Linked DNA regions of Homo sapiens: region 2 is linked to region 1. A link is an interaction called in ENCODE POLR2A ChIA-PET data of the cell type or tissue named here. Cell type or tissue: CD4-positive, alpha-beta T cell. All regions are shown on one strand. Each heading gives the region's core, and the rest is flanking DNA. Links, peaks and the distances in the headings are about the cores only.

Region 1 (8,474 bases), core at 258-8,257:
TTAGGTGGACCCACGCATTACAAGTTCATGTTGATCAAGGCCAAATGTACTTGCAAAACATACCATTGGCTGTCAGTGTGATGGACAGAGAGGAGAATGGATTTGAGAACTAGACCAGCCTAAGTTTGAATCCTGTCTCTGCCACTTTGTAGTCTTGTCACTTTGGGCGAGTTTCTTAACTTCTCTGCACCTAATTTCCCCATCTGTACAATGGGGATAACAACTACTTCACTCAACAGCTGTAAGGATTAAAGAAAGTTGATGGGTGTAAAACACCTGGTGTATAGTACCTGCCCATATACATTCATAAAATGTAGGCTGCTGTGATTATTATGTTTGTAAAAAGTAATAATGAGAATAAGTATAGTCCAAGGAAAGAAACAGTGCCTGGTGCAGAGTAGGCTTTCAGTACATTTTGTAGAATAAATAAATTGCCTAGTGCAGTCTCTGAGTGCCCTATTTTCCCTCATGTCCTTCGGCCTGGGTTTGGCTGGGTAAGGGCTGGGTCTTGCTGTGTTCTCTATTCCTCTCATCCCCTGCAGCTGCCTTGACCTCTCGTCACAGAGTACACTCCGAATCAGCAGACAGACCCTGTAAAAAGTAGCAGTTCTGCTTAGTCAGCAGATCTGATGTTCAGGCCTCTTCTCTGTGCTTGTGTGGCCAAAAGTAACATCTCCCTGCTCTGAGCCAGCCCCAGGATGACCATGAGGAGCCCCAAATTGGATTCCGCCTCTGCCTCGCAAATCCCCAATAGAACTGCCAGCCAAATCCCCATTTTGAGGGATGATTTATGGCCTTGGGTGAGTTAAGAGGCAAAATGAACACAGCATGATTTTCAGATCACAGGCTGGGAATGTTCAGCCTTGGCAGAGAGAAAAATCATCTTTGCCTTGTAAACGGAGCAAATATGATGTTGAAGAGGGAATAAATCCAGGCCCCAAGATGTCATTTTTACAATTGCTTTTTGGCGTGTGACTTAGTAGTGCCTTCTGCAAACTGTTCATACTCTCCCCCTCCACACACACACACCAGCCTTGGTGGGTCTTTTTGTCGGGGTGAGAGTTACTCCACCAGTGTGGCTGCCTTGGGAACTGCAGATGTTGCCAGATAGATAGTTTGTGAAAACCAGCTGCTTCCCTAGTACGTGGATCTCCACGTATGTTTCTGGGAGGTAGCAGCTTTGACTTCAGAGATATGCCTGGGTTTAAATCCCATCCCTAGCACTTACCAGCTGAGTGAAATTGGGCAAGTCACAAACTTCTCTGAACCTCAGTCTACTCACCTGTGAAATGGGGGGTTAGCACATAGTAAGCCTTCACCAAACATTACATTTTTTTTCTTCCCTGCAGGTATACACACCCTTCCCGGTGTATACATTTGACTTATCTGGCTGAAAATACCATAACTACTTGATGAGTTTTGGTTTTTGGAGGTTTTTTTCTGGAGAAAAAAAATCCATAGCTCCTGGAAACTCAGTGTTGGGCTATGTTGCTCACTGATTCTGGCAGGCCGCGGTGCACATTCCTGACCCAGGCTTTGAGTTTGTTTTGAGAAAAAGCTGTCATCAGCTTTGTAAGTGGTGATGTTGCAATTCCTTGGATAGAATGGGTCAGGCTTAAGGGCAGCAAGCAAACCTTCCTGGTAGTCACATGCTTTGAGAGCCCTGAAAGCGCCATCCGGAGGCCAGAGGATATAAAAGTCGGAGGAAATGGCTTAGGAGCACTGGTCACTGATAGCCAGGCCCTTAGCCCAAGGAAGATAAGAGAACCTGCTGTTAGACAGATGCTACGGCCCCATGGTGGTCTCCTTGTGGCCTTGAGTGACATGTGCACAATTCCTCGGCCACCTTCTGATGATCAGAACATTCCTGGGGCCCAAGGGGTGATCATCAGAGCAAAGCACGCCTCGAAATTAGCTTGCTGCAGTGTCGTGCACTCACACCGCCGACCGACCACTCACCGCTCCACACTCTGCGCTTTCCTTCTTCAAAGAGTTTTTGCCAAGCAGTTTCTAATTAAGATGCATCTTGGCCATTTTCTTGTTCTTTAAAAGGCTTTCCACTAGCACAGAGCATAATTTATTTCTCTAGAAAATATAGTAGCAAGTTGTTGTCAAAAGAAAATTGGAGGTTAGGAGCCTTGGGTTCGTGTCCCCGCTCTGGCGCCAGCAGCCGAGTGAGCCGGCCTCCTCTGGGCCTCGTCTCTTCATCAGTACAAAGGGGTTTGCTTTGTCTCTGCCCAGGGTTCTGTGACTGCTGGTTGGTTACTAGGTTGATTTCTTTCTGTCTTTCTTTCTTTTTCATTTCGAAGGGGGTATTGGGCTGGTCTTCTTGGAATCTGAGATTTCAGCAACAAGTCTTGTTCCTGTCAGGAGAGGAGTGAGTCAGGGTGTCTATTCCCAGAGCAAGTTGCTGGGGATGTAGGAGATGATTCATATTGAAATTGACATTCTCTCCTGGTGGCAGCGTGTTCCGCCCACTTTGCGAAGACCTTTCCTTCCTTAGAAACAAGGCTGAGCCTACAGCAAGAGCCTCCTTTTCTTCTCACCGCATTGATGGCAGCACTTGCCAAGTTTCCCAGCAAACCCTGTGACAAATAGGTATGTGCATTCCCAGAATCTCAGACTACCAGGCCACTTGGATCCTTTGTAGCCTGTGGTCCAGTGTCTGAGGACCGGGAGGCAGGTCCTGAGAGGGCCGGGACTACCTGAGGTCAGACAGCCAGGATCGAACCCTGGTCTTCTAACTTGAGCCTCTATTTTTTTTTTGTTTTAAAATTACTTTTTAAAAATTGGGGTATAACTTATAACATGTCTACATTAAATTGCACAAATCTTAAGTGCACAGTCTAATGGATTTTACATATAGTTACCTCTGTGTAACTGCCATGCAGGTCAAGATTAAAAGCATTTCCATCACCCTAAAAGGTTCTCTCAGGTCCCTCCTAGTCTGTAGCTCCCCAAGGGTAGCTGCTGTTCTTTTTTTACTTTTCTTTTCCTTCTTTTTTTAAATATAGACAGGGTCTAGCTCTGTTGTCCAGACTGGAGTGCAGTGGTGTGACCATAGCTCACTGCAGCCTCTAACTCCTGGGCTCAAACAATCCTCCCACCTCAGCCTCTGGGTAGCTAGGACTACAAGCACGGGACACCACGCCTGGCTAATTTTTTAAATTTTTTGTAGAGATGAGGTCTTGCTATGTTACCCAGGCTGGTCTCAAACTCCTGGCCTCAAGGGGTCCTCCTGCCTCAGCCTCCCACAGTGTTGGGATTACAGGCGTGAGCCACCATGCCTGACTGAGTGGCCACTATTCTGACTTCTATCACCATAGATTAGTTTTGTCTGCTTTAAAATTCTGTATTATACTGCATGTACTCTTTTATGGCGTGCTTTTTTCCTTGTTATTGTATCATGAACACTAGTTTGTTTTTCCTGTTTTTCTTTCCGTTCTGTTCCTGGACATTTTTATTTTCAGGATTTGGTTGTATCATATCAGAAAGAAACCTGTACTCAATGGCAGTTACTCCTCATTTCTCATCCTCTTTCCCCCCTTCCCCAGCCCTAGGCAACCACTAATCTACTTTCTGTCTCTGTATAGATTTGCCTGTTCTGAACACTTCATATAAATGCTATCATACTGTATCTGGTCTTTTGTTACTGACTTCTTTCACTAAGCATAAGGTTTCAAGGTTCATCCACATTGTAGCATGTATTATCAGTACTTCATTCCTAGTGTTATTTGGAATTGCCTAGGAATATTCCTTTGTATGGATATCCCACATTTTATTTGTCCATTCAGCAGCTGATAGACGTTTGGATTGTTTCTACGTTTGTTTGCTGTTATGAATAATGCTGATACGAACATTCATGTATAAGCTTTTGTGTAGACATAGGTTTCCATTTCTCTTGGGTACATGCCTAGGCATGGAATTGCTGGCTCTTTTGGTAGCTCTACATGTAACTTTTTGAGGAACTGCCAGACTGTTCTATAGCGGCTGCACCATTTTAAATTCCCACCAGGGGTGTTTAAGAGTTACGAACACTTCAGTGCATGTTTTTTGGTGGAAATGAGGAGTCGTTTATGTTGGAATACACCTAGGATTTGAATTGCTGGGTCATACTGTATTGGTATGTTAAGTTTTAGTTGGAGGCTGCCAGATTTCCAAAGTAGTTAACCAATTCGTAGTTCTGCCAGCTGTGTGTGAGAATTCTAGTTGCCCCATTATCCTTGCCAGTGCTTGCTATTGTCAGTATGTTTAACTTTCGCCTCCTGCTGAATGCTGCCTCTCTCATCATCAAACCCCACAATGTTCAAAGCCCCAGCTTCCTGGCCCAGAGCTCCCCTGCACTGCCTGCTAAGCGCTGGTCTAGAGATGGTCCCTGCTCTTCCTGCCTTCACTTACGGGTGATTTGGGGCTCCCACACCAGCTGCCTCAAGTGCTTCTTGCAGCAGCAGGAGCAATCAGTGAAGTCTTCCTTCATCCTCTTCTCTTCACACTCCCTGGTGCCATGGGGTGGCCTCTGTTTCCCATTCCACTGCAGCTCTGGTGTGACAGGCTTAAGGTTCTATTGAAGTAGAGCTTCTCCAGTTTGGTACCAGGATAGGGGTATTAATGGAGAAAGTGTTGACCTAGGAGTCAGGAGGCTTGGGTTCTTCAAACCCTGGCCCCACCACTAACTCACTGGGCAGGGATCACGTTTCCTTTCTTAGCCTCAGTTTTCTGTCCTGTAGAATGGGGATGATAATGCCCTCTTACAGGATTGGTGTTGGGATCTCATGAGACCGTTCCTTCATGCGGGTGGTTGTTCAGTGCCTGCCATGCGCTACAGACTGTTTAGGCATAAGACAAGTAGCAGGGAGCAAGACAGACGCTCTGTGACCCTCCCCGGCCAGTGAGGAGACAGACGCATGAATCATACTTCCAGTGAAGACCGTCCGTGCGAGTGCTGTGAGGTACAGGCTTACACCAAGGGCTCCTCAACTCATTCTTGGAGGGGTGAGCTTCAAAAAAGCTTACTGGGGCCGGGTGCAGTGGTTCATGCCTGTAATCCCAGCACTTTGGGAGGTGGAGACAGGCAGATCACAAGGTCAGGAGTTTGAGACCAGCCTGGCCAGCATGGTAAAACCCCGTCTCTACTAAAAATACAAAATTAGCTGGGCATGGTGGCATGCATCTGTAACCCCAGCTACTTGGGAGGCTAGGCAGGAGAATTGCTTGAACCCTGGAGGCGGAAGTTGCAGTGAGTGGAGATCGCGCCACTGCACTCCAGCCTGGGAGACAGAGCAAGACTCTGTCTTGGAAAAAAAAAAAAAAAGCTTCTTGGGAAGGCTGACCTCCATACTGAGACTGGAAGCATGAATGAAGAAGCATGAAAGGCTGGGCGCAGTGCCTCACGCCTATAATCCCAGCACTTTGGGAGGCCAAGGCAGGCAGATCACCTGAGGTTAGGAGTTCGAGACCAGCCTGACCAACATGGAGAAACCCCATCTCTAATACAAAGTTAGTTGAGCTTGGTGGTACATGCCTGTAATCTCAGCTACTCAGGAGGCTGAGGCAGGAGAATCGCTTGAACCGGAGAGGTCGAGATTGCGGTGAGCTGAGATTGCGCCATTGCACTCCAGCCTGGGCAACAAGAGCGAAACTCCATCTTAAATTAAAAAAAAAAAAAAAAGAAGAAGAAGAAGAAGCATGAGAGAGGGATTATGGCACAGAAACACATGGGCAAAGTCCTAGATGGGAGATGTGGCAAGACCTCGGCCCCTTGGGGTCTAAAAGATGTTCAGTGTGGCTGTACTGGGTGGGGGCCATGGTAAGAGACCATCTGTGAGTGGTGCTGGCATATAAATGGGGTCATAAATGCAGCTCCTGGTATTTCCTCCCCACTCTAGGTCCCAAGAGCCAGGATACCTGCCTTCTAATTGCTTTTCAGCCGTCAGTCGACTCTGCCACCCAGATGAGGCCTGATCCCCATCACAGAGCGTGGGCGTCTGGCATATGGTCTCTTGAGTTACTTCTAGGTCCTAAAATAGCAGGTGATTGGGCCACTACTGGGTGTGTTTCATCCTGGCTGATGACAGCCTGGTGCAGCCAGGCAGACAGCAGGGTCAGCCCTGGAGACAGAGGTGCTTCATGGGTCACAGTGGCCCCATGCCGGCCCCACAGCCAGTGGAGACTGAGCCATGGCCACCTCTCTGGAAGGTGGGAGCCAGGGCTTCACTTCCCGCTGCCACTCGGGGCCTCTGAGGCAGGCAGATCTGTTTCCAAGCTCCACAGACAGCTGTTCTCCCAAGCATAAACGGTCAGCATGAGAACTATGCAGGGATCAATAGGAATTGTTGAAAAATTCTGAAAAGAGAGCCCGGAGGAAGACAAAGAGCCCCGGAAGTATGTTGTCAGCACAATTTGGTGCTAATACTCAAGTTTGTTTTTCTTTTCATCAAAGTCTGAAAGGCAGTTGGAAATCCACTGCCCTTGTTTTTTTGTTGTTGTTTTTGTTTTTAATGACTGGATAAAGCACAATTGCATTTTCTCCCCCAATAACTTTGAATTCTGGGAATAGACCATGTAGGGATAACTGCTGCTGTCTAATCCCTCCAATGGCTGCGCAAATATTTAGGACCCGGAGGAGAGGAGTCACCCTGGCTCCCTGCCTTCCTTCTAGCACGCAGGGCATGGCTCCCAGATAATGCTCCTCTTGAAATAGCACTTGCCCAGAAATGCATCTGGAGATTGTTTTGCAACAAGAAACTGACAGTGCTTGGGGACATGGAGAATTTATTTGAATAATTTCTTCAGTTTCTGCAAGTTTGTCCTGAGGACCTTCTCTCTACCAGGCTGGGAGCTGGGAGCAGAGTTGGGCAGAGGATGTGAAAATGAGCAGAACACAGTGGGCTCCTCGGAGAGAAGACACAGGCCATCCCCCTGTGCTACCAGACATGATGCCGGCCTAAGGAACACATCTATGAGAAAGCGGGCATTTAAGAAGAGAGGCTTGTCATACTCCTCGAACTCTTTAAGTGTCTTCATAAAGTTCCCCACAGTTCAGTGCCAGGGAATCACACAGATACTAGAATTTGAATGGAGGCTGGGAGGAGGTAGGCTGGGGTGGTAGATTTTGACAGACATCAGTAAATTTCTCTGTGACAGGTCGGGGGACAGGCCAGGCCAAGCGTAGGAGGCCCTGCTGGGCAGTGTTGGTGCTGCAGATGGGGTTGGGGTGGGAGGCGGGGAATGCAGGCTTGGAAGGAAGAGGCCTCTTGGGGCATTCGGCACCAGCCAGGCACCCCCCAGATGGCTGTCTGCACAGGGCTGACTTCGCCATTAGGCTTGGCGCCTAGGGCCCACAAAAATGTTTTCATTTTAATTTCTTTTAAAATCCGAGGAGAAAAAGCGAACATGATAATGAAGCCAGCCTGGATTATATCCATCTTTATGCCAATGCAGTTGTCAAGGATCATTTTAATATTCGTTTATGGAGGAAGGGGCGGCAAAGGCACCATTGCCGGGACCAGAGGAGTCATTGTGCAGCCCTGCCCTTGGTCCTTGGCTTCCTCCCCAGCCCAGGGGCCTGAAAGCCTGCACCTGCTCAGGCACCATGGGAAGGGTCCCTTTGCATTGTTGTCACAAAAGCTGGCAAATAAACCCACTGAGAACTCGAGTTCTAGTGCTGGGCAGGAAGGGCATAGCCATGGGTGCCCACCGGCTAGTGCAGACCCCTTCCTGTGAGTTTCATGTGTTGCTTACAGTAACTCTGAAGTGGGTGTCATTCTGATGAGGAAACTGAGGCTGAAAGGGAGGTGACTTGCTCAGGCCTGCACACCTGGCAAAGAGGTGTGCAGCAGGTCACAGCCAGGCTTGTCTGCCTCCAACGCCCACATTCCCTGTTTCCTCTGCCTCAGGGACTGGGAACTGCCCAACAGGCAGGACCTCCTATTCAACTTACCTTGTGCAGCAACACATGGTATTGGCCCAGGTGGCACTTTTTGGGGTATTTGGAGATGATAAACAGCAAAACAGGGTCTGTGTGTGTGCCATTGATTCAAAGGGCGTGCGATGTGCCTCTGTTGACCCTATTCATCTTCACCCTTGTGTCCCTCCTCCCTTGTTAGGCTTTAAAAATAAAGCCATGATTTGGAGCAGTGGCTCACGCCTGCAATCCCGGCACTTTGGGAGGCCCAGGCGGGTGGATCACTTGAGGTCAGGAGTTCAAGACCAGCCTGGCCAACATGGAGAAACCTTAACTCTGCTAAAAATACAAAAATCAGCCGGGCGTGGTGGTGCACACCTGTAATCCCAGCTACTTTGGAGGCTGAGGCAGGAGAATCGCTTGAACCTGAGAGGCAGAGGTTGCAGTGAGCCTAGATCTCACCGCGGCACTCCAGCCTGGGTGACAGAGCTAGATGCTGTCTCAAAAAATAAATAAGTAAATAAAAGTAAAGCCAAATTAGTTAGTTACATCCCCCAAACCAAGAAGGATA
Region 2 (8,474 bases), core at 359-8,358, 55 kb before region 1:
CTTCTCCCAGTCTTCATTCTGTTGCTGTCATGTGTTTTACTGCTATGTATGTTATAAACCTCACAATACATTGGTATTATTTTTGCTTTAAACAGTCAGTTGTCTTAAATAAATTAATAACTTAGATTCCTTTTATTTACCCATATACTGACCATTTCCAATATTCTTCATTTCTTCTTATATGTCTGATATCCATCTGGTATTGTTTCCCTTCAGCATGAAAAATCCTTCTTAACATTTTTTTTGTAGTGTAGATCTGCTGGTGACAAATCCTTGCAGCTTTTGTTTTATCAGAAAGCATCTCTATTTTGCCTTTATTTCAAAAGGGTATTTTTGCTGGATATACAATATTAGGTTGACTCTTTCTTTACGCCAAAGATGTCATTCCATTGTCTTGTAGCCTGAATTCTTTCTGATGAGAAGTTACAGGATATTCCCCTGCATGTGCTGGTTTCTCCTTCCCTTTGGATGCTATAAGATTTTCAGTTTATCTTTGTTTTCAGCAATTTGACTATTGTAGTTAGGTGTGATTGTCGTTGTTGATCTTTCTTGGGGTTTCTTGAGCTTATTTTGTCTGTGGATTGATATTTTTTCATCAGTTTGGAAAAAGTTTGGCCCATATTTCTTCTCAGCCCATCTCCTTTTCTTTTATAACTCCAGTTACATATAAGTTAGATTGCTTGATATCATCCTAGAGGTCACTGAGGCTCTGCTCATTTTTTTTCTTTGGTCTTCCTTTCTCTCTGTACTTCTGTGAGGATAATTTATAGTAACCTATCTTTAAGTTCACTGAACGCTTCTGTAATGTACAATATGTTGTAAGCTCACCCAATGACTTTTTTATTTCAGGCAGTTTTTACTTTTAGAATTTCCATTTGGACTTTCTAATGGTTTTTGTTTCTCTGAGATTTCCCATCTGTTCACTGATTGTTTCCATATTTTCCTTAAATCCTAAAGCATATTTATAATAGCTTTTTAAAAAAGTTTTTGTTTGCTATTTCCAACATCTTTGTCATCATTTGGCCTGTTTATATTGACTGACTTATCTGCTGAGTATGGGTCACAGCTTCCTACATCTTAACGTGTTTAGACACTTTTTATTCTATGCTACACATTGTGGATGCTACTTTTTTGAGATTCTAGGTTCATCTGCTTTGAAACAGTTTTTCTCCCCTCTTTTTGTTGGGCTGTCAGCTGTTACTTCTTGTAGCTGTCAGAATACTTGCCTCTGGCTACTATATTCTCCACCCTTCCTTTGTTATTTTCTAACCTGCGGTTGGCTAGGAAACTATTTAATCTAGCTTGTTGGCCTTATATGTAAAGTACAAATAAACAGACATTGAGTAGATCTCTAAAGACTCCTGAATCAAATGCATGAACTTCAGTGTACAGGTTTTTGCATAATTTAGATATTTAAAGATTCTTACTTATTTTTTTGTAATTGGCATTGGATGAGTGAAATATAATTTTGTGTTGAAACTATGACCTGAAGAGAGACAACAGTTCTCCAAAGGGCTCCTAATTTCTGGCTGATGTCATCTCAAGTTATTTGTGTATTTTTTGCTCATCTGCTTTTAGCTGTTAGAAGAAAATGTTTGTTGATATTTGTCGTGTTCTAGTAGCCTCTATCAGTTTGAATTTCAGTATATTATAACCTGTCAAATATTTTCTCTGGGCTTTTTACCTTAAGCCTAATGACTGCTTTTTAAAACTTAGTTTGTAAATTCTCACATTAAAACAGTTTTTAAAAAGAGAATCGTTCACATAAGCCAAATTGCTGAATTACTAATCAGAGGGATGCTAAGTAGCTGAAGGAGTTTCCAAGGCACCATCTGTGAGGTCTGATCTCTTGTCTCTCCTCATTCAGAAAATTTCAATGTGAAGTAAATATCATATTTTATTGCAAAGGCTGCCTTTAATTTCATTTGTCTGATTTGGGATGGGTGAAGGTGTTGAATAAAAGTTTTAAGTCTCTTACTTAAGATCCCTCTCCCCCATCCTCATTCTTGGAATGAACTTTTGAGAGGTTAAACCTATACTTTGCCAAGTAAATGCTGATTTCCTGGGAAGACATTTCAGCACCTTTTCTGTTTTTCTGCACTTCCTTGACCTAAATTAGCAAATCTTCCTCCTTTCCAAGTCTCCCAGAAGCCATTCTCCATGTCTGTCACATACCTTACAGAGCTCTGGAGTAGTCTTGTTTTTTAATTATAAGAATCAATAAGAAAAAGAAGACTTTAGTTTCTTCCTTTCAGAACTGGACCTTAGAGAACAGCCTATAAAATAGAATCAATTTTGCTACTTCAGATTATAAGGAAACCCTTTGTAGAGAAAGGTTCATGTTTTGGCAGAATAATAGCTCAGTCTAGAGACTTCTCTAGCAGTTTCAGATACTGGCATTTTTGTGTGTATAATTAAGTGAGGGGTAGAGACCCCACACTAATGTACACTCAGAGGCGGTATTGTGTAATAACTTCCCTATAATCATGCTAGGATATCTATGCCTGATTGTTGATCCTTGAGTAACTAAAAATGGTGCCAGAAAGGTATCAATCCAGATCGAGCCAAGGGAGACCAACATTAGACATTTCTGTGATTAGGCACTGGAGTAGATTATAGCATGATAAGGTTCTCTGTGCTCTGAGTGAAGTGCTGTTCAACTTGGCGCTAATAGGAGCGGGATTCAGGTTTGTGAGCTCTGGAACTCGAAGTCGACTTGCCTGTTAGAGAAGGGGGTTTTGGATTCTGTATAGCCTGTAGTCTTTTAAATGTAAGAATCCTCAGGGAGTCTGCTTTGAAGGGTAGTCGGGGCTAGGCTGGAACAATGCTTCCTGGACAGATCAGGTCAAAAATTCCCAGTGCGCGGGGTATTCTTAGAGCCCACACATCCTCTTAAGAGTTTAGCTGATCCAGCCAACAGCCTTGCGGCATACAGAGCATGGGCTGTCATCCTGTTTTATGGCTGAGAGGCTGAAGACCCTGAAAAGGGATGTGACCAACCCCAGGTCCCACCAGTTTAAATTGTGATGCCTAGACTTAAACCTCCCCTCCCCACTCCAAGGGTGATGTTCTTTCTGTGACATCATTTGAAGGCTAGTGGGTGATAACTTAGAGGAAGAGTTTTCACTTTGGAATGGAAGAGCGTAGAAACTGTCATAGCCTGGATAGGCATGTAAAAGAACCGGTCTTGTGAATCTTTAGACCAGGGTATCTACCCTTTATTGCAGTCCGGAATTATCTGGGGCATTTTAGTAAATACTGATGCCTGAGTTCCTCCAATTAAATCACAGATGCAAATTTAATTGGTCTTGGGTGTAGCCTGAGCACAGGGATTGAAAAATCTTTAGAATGAACCTATGGCAATTTTGTCTTAGCCTCGACTTATCTCTTTTCTGGCTGTAGTTCCCTTTGACCCACTTATGGAAGAGGTTGGAAATTTTCTGTATTTATTAAGACCTGCACCGAAATTGAGTGAGAAAAAAGCTGGAGACAAGAGTCAAAACTGAGTTTTCCAGAGTTAAGAGCAGACACTGTTTACATGATACGGATAAGCCATGAATTTATTAAAACTTTAAGAGAAATATTGAAAACACCTACCATCTATTGAGTCTCAGTTGCAAGAGCTGAAGGAAAGACAAAGACGAGTCTCTGGCTTTAAGGAATTTTATTGTGTAATCTTGGCATGTACTGGAATCACTTCTAACCACATACAGATGCATGGATGTAGGGAAATATTACTTGGCTGCATCAATATTTGCCTGTCCCACCTAAATCTTTTTTGAGGAAGTAGCCAGGACATAAACAGCTGAAATGAAAATATTTGCTTGTCCCGAAGTCGATTTCCCCACAGGCCATCGCCCTCCCTCCTGTGGCTGCCTCTGCTATTCTCATTAGCTAAGCAGCCTTGCCCTTACAGAGATCCTGAGGGCCTTACAGAGATCCTGAGGGCAACAAAGCCGGTGGTCATCTGTAAAATCCAGTAACTGATTGATGCTCAGGAAATAGGAGATACTGAAGAAGTGAAAGAGCCTAACCCAGTCCCAGGTGGTTCCGACTCTGCAGCCGTGCTCTGCTGTTTCATCTCAGCCATGCCAGGTGCTAGACGTGACTTCACCTGAGAATTGCTGACCTGGGTTGATCAGATCAAATCTATCCAGGCCACCTCTGGCAGAGCAGCAGAAAGTGAGAATATGCTGTAGATTAGTGTGAGAATCCTCCCCAGGGCTTAATGATGGTCCCTTGGAGAGCTCTGTTTCTATGCAAGAAACCTGTGAATTCTCAACCTTTGCCAACTTGCAATCGTTCTTCAATCTGCCCCAACTATTTCTAGCAAATTCTTTGGCTAATACAGCATAGAAAACACATCCTATTTGTCCCAGACTTATTTCATTCCAGCTTCAAGGGGTGGACATTTAGCCTAAGAGCATTCATAGAGAGTCAGACTTCAGAGAATATATTTCCCTCTGTTAAATCGTATATGAAACCAAGCTTGCTCCGAGGCCGCTGGCTGCAGGAAGCAGTGACGAGGATGGAGCTTGGCAGATGGTTGTAGCTGTGGTTTCCTGGAGGCCTGTGTGGGGAGATGATTGTTTGTATATTGGTTTTCATTTATGTATTGGTCTTATTTTCATCTTCCTGAGGTACCCAGATGCTATGGTGATAGATTGATTGGAAATGACTCATTTGTCAGGGTTCTGTGGGGGACGTAGGTTCCCTTCTCATGCGCAGCAGAGTCTAAGATGTTTAATTAGACGCTGAGACATTTCTGCATGGGTCCATTTCTGCCCATTCTCCCAGGTGGACGCCATTTCTTAGATTGCAGAGGGACGGGGTTGGGGAGGGACCTTCTAGTTCTCCATCCTCTCCCTCTATCCTCTTATTTTGTCTGGCTGCAGTCCTTAGTCCTACCTCCCTTTTAATTAATTAATTAATTAATTAATTTATTTACTTACCTTTGAAACAGAGTTTCATTCTTGTCACCCAGGCTGGAGTTCAATAGCACGATCTCTGCTCACTGCAACCTCTGCCTCCTGGTTTTAAGCGATTCTCCAGCCTCAGCCTCCTGAGTAGCTGGGACTACAGGCACCCGCCACCACGCCTGGCTAATTTTTTTTTTTTTTTTTTTTTGTATTTTTAGTAGAGATGGGATTTCACTGTGTTGGCCAGGCTGGTCACGAACTCCTGATCTCAGATAATCCACCTGTCTCGGCCTCCCCAAGTGTTGGGATTACAGGCCTGACCCACCACGCCTGGCCTTTTATATATATATATTTATTATTATTATTATTATTATTATTATTTGCCTCAGCTTCCCGAGTAGCTGGGATTACAGACACCCGCCACCCCACCCAGCTAATTTTTTTGTATTTTTAGTAGATACGGGGTTTCTCCATGTTGGCCAGGCTGGTCTCGAACTCCTGAGCTCAAGTGATCCACCCGCCTCTGCCTCTCAGAGTGCTGGGATTACAGGCATAAGCCACCGTGCCCAGCCCTACCTCCTTTTATCTGCTGTTTTCTACCCCCTAACATTATTGTCCTAAAAATTGCCTTCATGTGGCTGCTAGAATTTGCAGAACTGATTCATGTTGGAAATCTAGTTGTCAAACAGGTCCAAACCAGACTTCATGAAATAATGTAGTTGAACTGATACGCAGTGAGAGGAATATTAAGTGCTGCTTAACTGTTTTGTTCCACTTCAGCTTTTTCAGGGCCTTACTTTGTTCTTACTGTGTGCCAGGCAATGCCTGACATGCTGAGGATGGAAAGGTCTTACGGGTGCACCATGGTAACACCATGGAGATGCTAGATAAAGGTGTGAGCAAAGGGCTGCGGAGTCACCTGAAGATGACGTGAGCCATGGGCGTGGGGGAAAGAATGGCATTTCAGGAGAATGTGGGCAATCCTGGGGGTAGTGGGTTTGCAAACTAGCAGAAAGCTCCGTGTACTGAGTCGTGGGAGGTGTTGTGCATGTGGATATAGGTGCAGCTTGGAAAGGTCAAGGCTTCTACCTGGGACACAAGGTGACATAAAGAAGTGGGAGACTGTGAGACATCTTGGAAGGGGGAGAGGAGTTTAATGCTAGGCGTGATAAAAATGAGATGCTTGTGAAATCTAGGTGGACACATCTAATGGGTTGTTGGAAATATGGGCTTAGGACTGATTGGGGTAATGGTACCAGAGACATATATATATATATATATATATTTTTTTTTTTTTTTTTTTTTTTTTGAGACAAGGTCTCACCCTGTCACCCAGGCTGGAGTACAGTGGTGCGATCTGGGCTCACTGTAGCGTCCGTCTCCCGGGTTCAAGCAATTCTCCAGCCTCAGCCTCTCTGGTACTACAGGAGCGTGCCACCAACACCCAGCTAATTGTTTTGCGTTTTTGTGGAGATGGGGTTTTGCCATGTGACCCAGCCTGGTTTTGAACTCTTGGGCTCAAAGCGATCCTCCTGCCTCAGCCTCCCAAAGTGCTGGGATTACAGGCATGCGCCACCACGCCCGGCCGAGAGATGTAGATTTAGAGGTCCTAGTTTAGCGAGTCAGGGCTTGAAGGCTTGAGCACAGAGCCATTTGAGGAAAACCTGGATGGAAAGGGAGAGGGCTCAGAGCCTTTGGGAACACCAGTGTTTTAAAGAACAACCAGAGGTTGGGGGAGAAGGTTGAGTCAGGTAGCAGAAAGACCAAGTGCCACATCCAGCCTGCTTTTCCCTTTACTAGCTGATTCTGCCAAACCTGACTGCCTGCTGACCCTGGTGAGCATGCCTCAGCCACTGGGGGGCTTTCCTGCAGTTTCCCCTTGTCCTCTCCCCTCGCCTGGTGTGCTGAGGGCGTCTTCACTGGCTGCAGGCTCCTGGGCTTTGTTCCCTTGCTGGCATCAAGGATTGGAAAGCCTCTTTCTCCCCCATCTTCTGACGTTGGTCAAGGCTCACCATTCCACCTCTGCCAAGGAGCTCCAGGCGCTCTGAGCTGTCTGCTTTCTGGCTTCCCACTGAGAGTGCAAGAGCTCACCTGAGGACTGTCCTGTGCCTCTTCTCTTGGGCTGTGCTGCAGGAACCCAGGCTTGTAGCTCATTCCTTATCCCAGCAGAATGCCCAGAGTGGTTCCTCCATCGCCTTTCTGGAAACAGGATGCATCTCTGGCCTGGCCACACACTGAAGATTCACAGGCTAGCTCCTTCATCAGGAAAGAAGTTCATCTTCATTGCTCTCGAGGAAAGGAAGAAATTGCAGAGTGGTGAAGATGTATTTTGTCTTTACTCAGTGACCACAAGCACACAGGGGCCAAATAGATAACACCATGTTCCTCTCAGTTTCTGCCTGGAATCCTCGACTTGAACGGTAGCATTCACTTGAAACCAAGCCCCGACCATTGAAGGGAGAGTCATTTGGCAAAGTTCCTGCTGAAACTGCCATCCACTTATGTCTAAGTGGCATTCTGGCTCCAGCCATCCTTCCAGATTTCCCCGATATCTGAGCCCTCACTGCTGCCACCAGAGCCGCCCTGCTTCTTGGCCCTGCCTGGGTTTGAAGACAGCTCCTCAGCTGGGCTGCATGTCTAAGGAGGTCTTGAAGGCTCGATGCCACAGCAGTCCCTGTCTCTGGCAACAAGTAGCCTTGGCTTTTGCTGTCTTGCCCAAATCACTCTGAGCTTTCTTCAGTGGTGTGAGCATCTTGAAGAATGAATGTTGAGGTCTGCCTATCCCCCAGGGTAGCAGGTGAGATGGGGCCGGTGCATGTCTATTCCAGTTCACTGTTGCAGAACTGAGAAATGTGCGGGGACTTTCTCCTCTGTGTTCGCTGCGTTTTCAGCAGCCAGTGCTGGGCACTTAGCCTTCTTGCATAGGTGCGGAAAGCTAACCGGAGTTCCTGTTCCTTCCTCCGTGCTGGTCCCCGCAGGGCTTGTGGTGGAGGACCCTGTGGCCATCTCACCAACTACACCGAAACGCATCTGACTTCTGACGCCACGCCCGTGTGCGGTGCAGCCTCCCTGCTGGGCCCAGGCCTGGCCGCTTGGAGATGGTGCCCTCATCGTCCTGGGCCTTCCAGGCTGCAGAGGGTGCGGGGAGCACTGAGGAACTGCATAGATGGCTGTGGGAGGTGGTGGCTTTTAAAAAATTGTGGTAAAATACATATAACATAAAAATATATGTTAGCCATTTTAAAATGTACAACTCAATGGCACTAGGTATAATACATTCACAGTGTTACGTGACCATCACCACTGCCTAGTTTCACAACTCTGTCTCCCCAAATGGAAAACCATACCCATTAGGCAGTCACTCCAGACCCACTACCCCCAGCCCAGTCCCTGGCAGCCACGAATCTGCTTTCTGCCTCTGAATTTTTCTATTCTGGATTCTTTATATAAATGGAACCATAGAATATGAGGTCTTATGACAGTTTTGAAGTTCACTGTGTTGTAGTGTGTGCGAGAGTTTCTTTTGATGGCCGGATAAAATCCCATTGTATGGGT

What was found. ChIA-PET counts read pairs that join two places held together with the same protein. Peaks named below come from ENCODE experiments on the same cell type or tissue, not always from the same donor. Only the 100,000 strongest peaks of a DNase experiment are listed, where the experiment ranks them.
Region 2: POLR2A ChIA-PET joins it to region 1 with 10 read pairs; 5 of 35 experiments call an interaction of 5 or more read pairs at or near these places.

The regions. Positions count from the first base shown.
Region 1 is chr1:25,693,654-25,702,127 of GRCh38, forward strand. The region is part of intron 2 of MAN1C1 (mannosidase alpha class 1C member 1); the gene reads left to right. Among named protein-coding and RNA genes, the nearest start is that of MAN1C1, 81 kb to the left of the region's middle. RefSeq lists an enhancer at 2,057-2,556 and a silencer at 2,285-2,579. In CD4-positive, alpha-beta T cell, for the core only: no CTCF peak of the experiment used is centred there; a DNase peak (open chromatin) is centred at 4,328.
Region 2 is chr1:25,638,316-25,646,789 of GRCh38, forward strand. The region is part of intron 1 of MAN1C1 (mannosidase alpha class 1C member 1); the gene reads left to right. Among named protein-coding and RNA genes, the nearest start is that of MAN1C1, 26 kb to the left of the region's middle. RefSeq lists an enhancer at 4,645-4,694 and a silencer at 7,189-7,389. In CD4-positive, alpha-beta T cell, for the core only: no CTCF peak of the experiment used is centred there; DNase peaks (open chromatin) are centred at 4,106 and 4,546; H3K4me3 peaks cover 1,202 bases; H3K27ac peaks cover 1,663 bases.